Regions from separate parts of the Homo sapiens genome. Here regions 2 and 3 are each linked to region 1. A link is an interaction called in ENCODE POLR2A ChIA-PET data of the cell type or tissue named here. Cell type or tissue: A673. All regions are shown on one strand. Region 1 overlaps SLC39A13 (solute carrier family 39 member 13). Region 2 overlaps CELF1 (CUGBP Elav-like family member 1). Region 3 overlaps MADD (MAP kinase activating death domain).

Region 1 (2,500 bases):
AGCAGCTGCTTCTGCTCTGTGCGGGCATCGTGGTAATGGTGCTGTTCTCGCTCTTCGTGGATTAACTTTCCCTGATGCCGACGCCCCTGCCCCCTGCAGCAATAAGATGCTCGGATTCACTCTGTGACCGCATATGTGAGAGGCAGAGAGGGCGAGTGGCTGCGAGAGAGAATGAGCCTCCCGCCAGACAGGAGGGAGGTGCGTGTGGATGTATGTGGTGTGCACATGTGGCCAGAGGTGTGTGCGCGAGACCGACACTGTGATCCCTGTGCTGGGTCCGGGGCCCAGTGTAGCGCCTGTCCCCAGCCATGCTGTGGTTACCTCTCCTTGCCGCCCTGTCACCTTCACCTCCCGGAGTAAGCAGCGAGGAAGAGCAGCACTGGTCCCAAGCAGAGGCCTTGCCCTGCTGGGACCCCGGGAGTGAGAGCAGCCCAAGGATCCAGGGTGCAGGGAACTCCAGAGCTGCCCACCTCCCACTGCCCCCTCAGCACACACACAGTCCCCAGGCGGCCTAGGGGCCAAGGCTGGGGCGGCTTTGGTCCCTTTTCCTGGCCCTTCCTTCCCCACTTCTAAGCCAAAGAAAGGAGAGGCAGGTGCTCCTGTACCCCAGCCCCACTCAGCACTGACAGTCCCCAGCTCCTAGTAGTGAGCTGGGAGGCGCTTCCTAAGACCCTTTCCTCAGGGCTGCCCTGGGAGCTCATTCCTGGCCAACACGCCCTGGCAGCACCAGCAGCTCTTGCCACCTCCAGCTGCCAAACAGCAGCCTGCCGGGCAGGGAGCAGCCCCAGGCCAGAGAGGCCTCCCGGTCCAGCTCAGGGATGCTCCTGCCAGCACAGGGGCCAGGGACTCCTGGAGCAGGCACATAGTGAGCCCGGGCAGCCCTGCCCAGCTCAGGCCCCTTTCCTTCCCCATTGAGGTTGGGGTAGGTGGGGGCGGTGAGGGCTCCACGTTGTCAGCGCTCAGGAATGTGCTCCGGCAGAGTGCTGAAGCCATAATCCCCAACCATTTCCCTTGGCTGACGCCCAGGTACTCAGCTGGCCCACTCCACAGCCAGGCCTGGCCCTGCCCTTCACCGTGGATGTTTTCAGAAGTGGCCATCGAGAGGTCTGGATGGTTTTATAGCAACTTTGCTGTGATTCCGTTTGTATCTGTAAATATTTGTTCTATAGATAAGATACAAATAAATATTATCCACATACTGGCTGCCTTGGTTCTGCACGGCCTTCCATGGCCAGGCAGGGCCTTCCTTACTGCCACTGCCAGGCCCTTGTCTCTGAACTGTCACCCCAGTGCATCTCTGAACGTTCCATGTCTTCCTGGCTTAACTTTTTATTCCAATGACTGAGCACCTATATGAGCCTGGCCGTATGCCATTTTAGCCCCTCACCACCACAAACTCCAGGACGCTGTCCTTATCTTTTTTTTTTTTTTGAGACAGAGTCTCACTCTGTCACCCACACTGGAGTGCAGTGGTGCGGTCTTGGCTCACTGCAACCTCCGCCTCCTGGGTTCAAGCAATTCTCCTGCCTCAACCTCCCAAGTAGCTGGGATTTACAGGTGTGTGCCACCACGCCTGGCTTTTTTTTAAAAGTAGAGATAGGGTTTTGCCATATTGGCCAGGCTGGTCTTGAACTCCTGACCTTGTGATCTGCCCGCCTCAGCCTCCCAAAGTGCTGGGCTTACAGGTGTGAGCCACCGCACCCAGTTAGTGCTGTCCTTATAGACCTGAAAGCTGGAGCATTTTCCCCACCTGCCCCCCATTCCACCTTGACTGAAAATGTTATCAGGGAAGGGAGCTCCAGCCACAAAGTCATCTCTAGGTTTGGCCTCAGTGAAATTAAGCTCTCATTCGCTTAAAAAAGAAAGGCCGGATGTGGTGGCTCACGCCTGTAATGCCAGAACTTTGGGAGGCCAAGGTAGGGGGATCGCGAGGTCAGCAGTTCGAGACCAGCCTGGCCAATAAGGTGAAACCCTGTCTCTACTAAAGATACAAAAATTAGCCAGGCGCGGTGGCACGTGCCTGTAATCTCACCTACTCAGGAAGCTGAGGCAGAATTGCTTGAACCCAGAGGCGGAGGCTGTAGTGAGCTGAGATCACACCACTGCACTCCAGCCCGGGTGACAGAGCAAGACTCCATCTCAAAAATAAATAAATAAAAAAGAAAGAGAAAAGAAGAAAAAAGAATATGGGACCCTTATTCAAAACCACACACCCTCCCTTCTGAATGTGTGGAGTATAAGAACACCAGGCGCAGGGCGCCCCTTCCCCAGTCCTGTCAAGAGAATGGGGGTGGGGGTGTCCAGTCCACCTCTTCCCTCCCAGGACCACCGTCAATAGCCCACTGGCTGGGATCTGCAGTCTGGGCAGTGTCATGGAGCGTGGGAGAGGTGGGTGTGAAACCCCAGTGATGTCCTTAGCTGGGAGTGCTTGGCTGTCAGTATTTCTATCAGCAAAACATTTTAAAACAACATAGTATTTGCTTCACCTAGCTGCAACACA
Region 2 (2,500 bases), 74 kb after region 1:
AAGGATTAAACTAAGGACTAGAATGCTGGCCTTTGAATGTAGCTGACTCATGTATAATCATAATGCTCGAGTTAGGTCTCCAGACCAAAACAGAGCTCCACCTCTTATATTTCCAGATGATTGTGCGATGAACATAAACAATGTTACCATCATTTTAGATTTTCTGTTTCTGAGTTATCCAATTTACTGCTATTACTCTAAGACCAGTTAAGATTCCCTTACTGAGGGCAACCATTTTAACGATCCCAAGTTTCTCTAGTCCTATCACATTGTACTTGTAATTCTCCTATTTCAGTTTTATTACCTTTAGAACCTGAAGGATAATCAGCTATTTTAATACCTTCATTCCTATCTTGCCACTGTAAACAACCTAGGTGAATTCTTACACTATAGATGTTTCCACTCAGAACATACCATCTTGTTTTTTTTTTTTTTTTTTTTGAGACGGAATTTCACTCTTGTTGCCCAGGCTGGAGTGTAATGGCCTGATCTCAGCTCATGGCAATCTCCACTTCCCAGGTTCAAGAGATTCTCCTGCCTCAGCCTCCCAAGTGGCTGGGATTACAGGTGTCTGCTACCATGCCCAGCTAATTTTTGTATTTTTAGTAGAGACGGGCTTTCACCATGTTGGCCAGGCTAGTCTCGAACTGACCTCAGGTGATCCACCCGCCTCGGCCTCCTAAAGTGCTGGGATTACAGGTGTGAGCCACCACGCCTGGCCTCATACCATCTACTTCAAAGTCCTTCGTCCTATTTGTTTCTAAATTTAACTCTGAACATTTATCTAAACCATTAATAACTTAAATTCCCAATATCTAGCACTATTAGCTTTTCTGTTAGTATCTGCTTAATCTAAAAATCATATACAAAAATTGCCACGTTCTAATATCCAATCCCAAACAACATGCTAGTTTTTTTTTTTTTTTTTTGAGGCTGACTTTCACTCTTATTGCCCAGGCTGGAGTGCAATGGCATGATCTCAGCTCTCTGCAACCTCCTCCTCCCAGGTTCAAGCAATTCTCCTGCCTCAGCCTCCCAAGTAGCTAGGATTGAAGGCATGCACCACCATGCGTGGTTAATTTTGTATTTTTAGTAGAGATGGGGTTTCACCATATTGGTCAGGCTGGTCTCAAACTCCTGACCTCAGGTGATCTGCCCACCTCGGTCTCCCAAAGTGCTGGATTACAGGCGTGAAGCACTGCACCCAGCCAATGTGCTAGTTCTCTTTAAACAACAACAAAAAAATCATTTTTCCACCATTGCTATCTTCTGAATAGTGTCTGAAGATCCTTAAGAATGCTGAATCTATGAAAGTAGCTCACCTTCTTTTAATTACTATATATTTTCTTTCTTTTTTTTTTTTTTGAAATGGAGTCTCGCTCTGTCGCCCGGGCTGGAGTGCAATGGTGCCATCTCGGCTCACTGCAACCTCTGCCTCCTAGGTTCAAGTGATTTTCCTGCCTTAGCCTCCCAAGTAGCTGGGATTACAGGCGCGTGTCACCATGCCCAGCTAATTTTTGTATTTTTAGTAGAGATGGGGCTTTGCCATGTTGGCCAGGCTGGTCACAAACTCCTGACCTCAGGTGATCTGCCTGCCTCAGCCTTCCAAAAGTGCTGGGATTACAGGGATGAGCCACCGTGCCCAGCCTATTTCTTTATTTTTTATTTGAGACAGATTCTCTCTGTTGCCCAGGCTGGAGTGCAGTGGCGTAATCTCAGCTCACTGCAACCTCCACCTCCCAGGTTCAAGTGATTCTCATGCCTCAGCCTCCTGAGTAGCTGGGATTACAGGTATGCGCCACCATGCCTGGCTAATTTTTGTATTTTTAGTAGAGCTGGGGTTTAGCCATGTTGGCCAGGCTGGTCTTGAACTGAGCTCAAGTGATCCACCTGCCTTGGCCTCCCAAGTGCTGGGATTACAGGCCTGAGCCACCGCACCCAGCCTTGAATCTTTTATAATTCAACACTTACAGGGGTTATTCTCACATCACCTTTGATGACTCTAGCACTATCTAAATTCAAAAGCTGTAAGACAAATGGAATATAGACCAATTCCTAACCCTATATCTGTGAAGGCTCCCCATATTCTTCCAGGTTAACTAATCAGCTACAATCCTAGGACTCCAACAGTACTAAATTTCCACCTTCGTTGTGGAAATTTTAGCATTAAAATTATGCTTAACACCTTTGAACATAATCGGGCTGTATCCACCTCTTCCCAATTAAACTGACAGCTCCTTGCAGGCAGAAACCATTTTATTTCCTGTTCATTCTTGTAAACACACTGGGTATAGTATCCGGTTCAAAGTAAGCACTCAAATGTGTGAAAGGAGAAATTCCTTAAGTTTCAACAGTCCCCATTTAACCAATTAGCTCTGATAAAATGAGTGCTATGCACAAAAACAGCACCCAAATTTAAGAGCAGCTATTATCTCCTATGATTATTTAATTGCCACAGGATTAATACGCCTTTTTCTTTTAAAGACATGGTCTCGCTCTG
Region 3 (2,500 bases), 120 kb before region 1:
GGCAGGGAGCTCTAACAGCTTGGTATTTCTGGGGCCCATCCCTGGGGACTGTCTCTTACTACCTTTTTTCCTTTCCAGGTGAGTAATAGCTCTGGAGAGACCCTTGGAGCTGACAGTGACTTGAGCAGCAATGCAGGTGATGGACCAGGTGGCGAGGGCAGTGTTCACCTGGCAAGCTCTCGGGGCACTTTGTCTGATAGTGAAATTGAGACCAACTCTGCCACAAGCACCATCTTTGTAAGCTTTGTTTATTAACAAAAGAAAACCATTTCTTTAATGGGGGAGGGAAGCAGGCAAGAAAAGAATGAAAGTTAAGAGACGCTAAAGAGGTAAAGGTTAAATAAGGAAGAGGTAATCTTCTTATATTTGGCTTTAAGGAAAACATTTCTTAAGGCTTTGTTCAGAGTCATTTGACTCACAATCTGGGGCTTTTAGAACCCTCTCCTGAATCATTGATGAGTTAGGCTCCGTGCCCAGTCACGTAAGGGCTTTGAATCCTATGTAGTATTAACCCCCAGGTTTAACACAGGCAAAGTAATACCTTTGTGGCAATGTCAGGACAATTACAGCTCTCGTTTAGTACCAGTCTGCCTATTTCTATGGACTATCCAGTTTTATTTTGGTCACTGCTCTATTTATAAATAAAATAGCATTTTATTTTAGTATATTCCTAACAGTTATTTGAAGTTTTCATTCATTAATAAACATCCATGAAGTGATTTACTAAGTGCCAGATTTTGTGCTAAAGAAACAGGGATGAAAAAGGCATGGTTTCTACTCAAGAAGTTTGTGATTCACTATATTGCTGTGAGTAGTCTCTTCTAATAGGTGAGGGGAACAATGCCTTAGGAAAAAAGAACTTCCCTAGATCACACAGTAAGCCCATGATCAGCTGGAAGGAGATGAATTCTTTTTAGTCCTTGCCGTAGACATCTGTTTTTTGTTGTTTTTTTTTTTTTTTTTTTTTACACAGGGTCTCACTCTGTTGCCCAGGCTGGAGTGTAGTGGCACAGTCACTGCTCAACTGCTCACTGCAGCTTTGACCTGTTAGGCTCAAGTGATCCTCCCACCTCAGCCTCCCAAGTAGCTGGGACTGCAGGCATACACCACCATGCCTGGCTAATTTTTTAGTTTTTTGTAGAGATGGGGTTTCCCTCTGTTGTCTAGGCCAGTCTCAAACTCCTGGGTTAAGTGAGCCTCCTGCCTTGGCCTCTTAAAGTGGCATGAGCCACTGTGCCCAGCCTCTGCTTTTTAATGTGTATGTGCCTCTATAGGCTGTGTTAAAACACTGATAGACTTGTTACTTTATTAAACAGAGATGAGAATGGATGTTCTCTACAAGAGCTTATACGCATAGGTCCTTATCTTTAAGGCCTATGGGGAGAAAGGAAGATAAAAGTTAAATGAAACCAACTATTTAAAACTGGTTATCATTCCCACCCCCAGAGCCTTCTGTATGTGTGTTTTTAATAGAGTCAGTGACCTCCCAGAGTGGAGATTGGGAATAGGACTGAGAGGCTACTCAAGTTAATGGGCCTTAACTCTCTCTCAGTCTGAACAGACTGATTGGCTGATTGAGTGATTGATTTTTCTTTTGTGCTGACAGTTTATTAGGGGTTTTCTTTTCTTTTCTTTTTTTTTTTTTTGAGATGGAGTCTCGCTGTGTCACCCAGGCTGGAGTGCAGTGGTGCGATCTCGGCTCACGGCAAGCTCCGCCTCCTGGGTTCACACTCTTCTCTTGCCTCAGCCTCCCAAGTAGCTGGGACTACGGGTGCCCGCCACCACGCCCAGCTAATTTTTTGTATTTTTAGTGGAGATGGGGTTTCACCATGTTAGCCAGGACGGTCTTGATCTCCTGACTTCGTGATCTGCTCGCCTTGGCCTACCAAAGTGCTGGGATTACAGGCGTGAGCCACTGCTCCCGGCCAAGGGTTTTCAATAATGTTTTCTTTTCTTTTCTTTCTTTCTTTCTTTTTTTTTTTTTTTTTGAGATAGAATCTTGCTCTGTCGCCCAGGCTGGAGTGCAGTGGCGCGATCTCTGCTCACTGCAATCTCCACCTCCCAGGTTCACACCATTCTCCTTCCTCAGCCTCCCGAGTAGCTGGGACTACAGGCGCCCACCACCATGCCCGGCTAATTTTTTGTATTTTTAGGAGAGATGGGGTTTCACCGTGTTAGCCAGGATGGTATCAATCTCCTGACCTTGTGATCTGCCCACCTCGGCCTCCCAAAATGCTGGGATTACAGGCATGAGCCACCGCGCCCGGCCTTCTTTACATATTAGTTCAACCTTCACCACAAAATCTAACCATGGATCGTAAAAATTAAATTGGCAACGGGGCTAGCCTGCTATACTTCCTGTTTACTTTTAGATGCTTTTCAAACCAATAAGGATGACATTTGTGGTGGAAGGAGCCAGAGTAATAGGAAAATTACTTCTCTTCGCTTAGAAGAAAATCCTCCACCTTGAGCATCTTCTGAACTTTTTACTATAAGACAT

Evidence for each region. ChIA-PET counts read pairs that join two places held together with the same protein. Peaks named below come from ENCODE experiments on the same cell type or tissue, not always from the same donor. Only the 100,000 strongest peaks of a DNase experiment are listed, where the experiment ranks them.
Region 2: POLR2A ChIA-PET joins it to region 1 with 5 read pairs; 4 of 35 experiments call an interaction of 5 or more read pairs at or near these places.
Region 3: POLR2A ChIA-PET joins it to region 1 with 6 read pairs; 5 of 35 experiments call an interaction of 5 or more read pairs at or near these places.

Annotation. Positions count from the first base shown.
Region 1 is chr11:47,415,299-47,417,798 of GRCh38, forward strand. SLC39A13 (solute carrier family 39 member 13) reads left to right here. Exons shown (of 10, transcript NM_001128225.3): 10 at 1-1,198. The coding sequence ends at 65. Among named protein-coding and RNA genes, the nearest start is that of SLC39A13-AS1, 7.3 kb to the left of the region's middle. In A673, no CTCF peak of the experiment used is centred here; a DNase peak (open chromatin) is centred at 973; H3K27ac peaks cover 2,089 bases.
Region 2 is chr11:47,489,515-47,492,014 of GRCh38, forward strand. The region is part of intron 3 of CELF1 (CUGBP Elav-like family member 1); the gene reads right to left. Among named protein-coding and RNA genes, the nearest start is that of RAPSN, 42 kb to the left of the region's middle. In A673, no CTCF peak of the experiment used is centred here; no DNase peak of the experiment used is centred here; H3K27ac peaks cover 740 bases.
Region 3 is chr11:47,295,819-47,298,318 of GRCh38, forward strand. MADD (MAP kinase activating death domain) reads left to right here. Exons shown (of 37, transcript NM_001376571.1): 24 at 79-237. Among named protein-coding and RNA genes, the nearest start is that of MADD-AS1, 25 kb to the left of the region's middle. In A673, no CTCF peak of the experiment used is centred here; no DNase peak of the experiment used is centred here.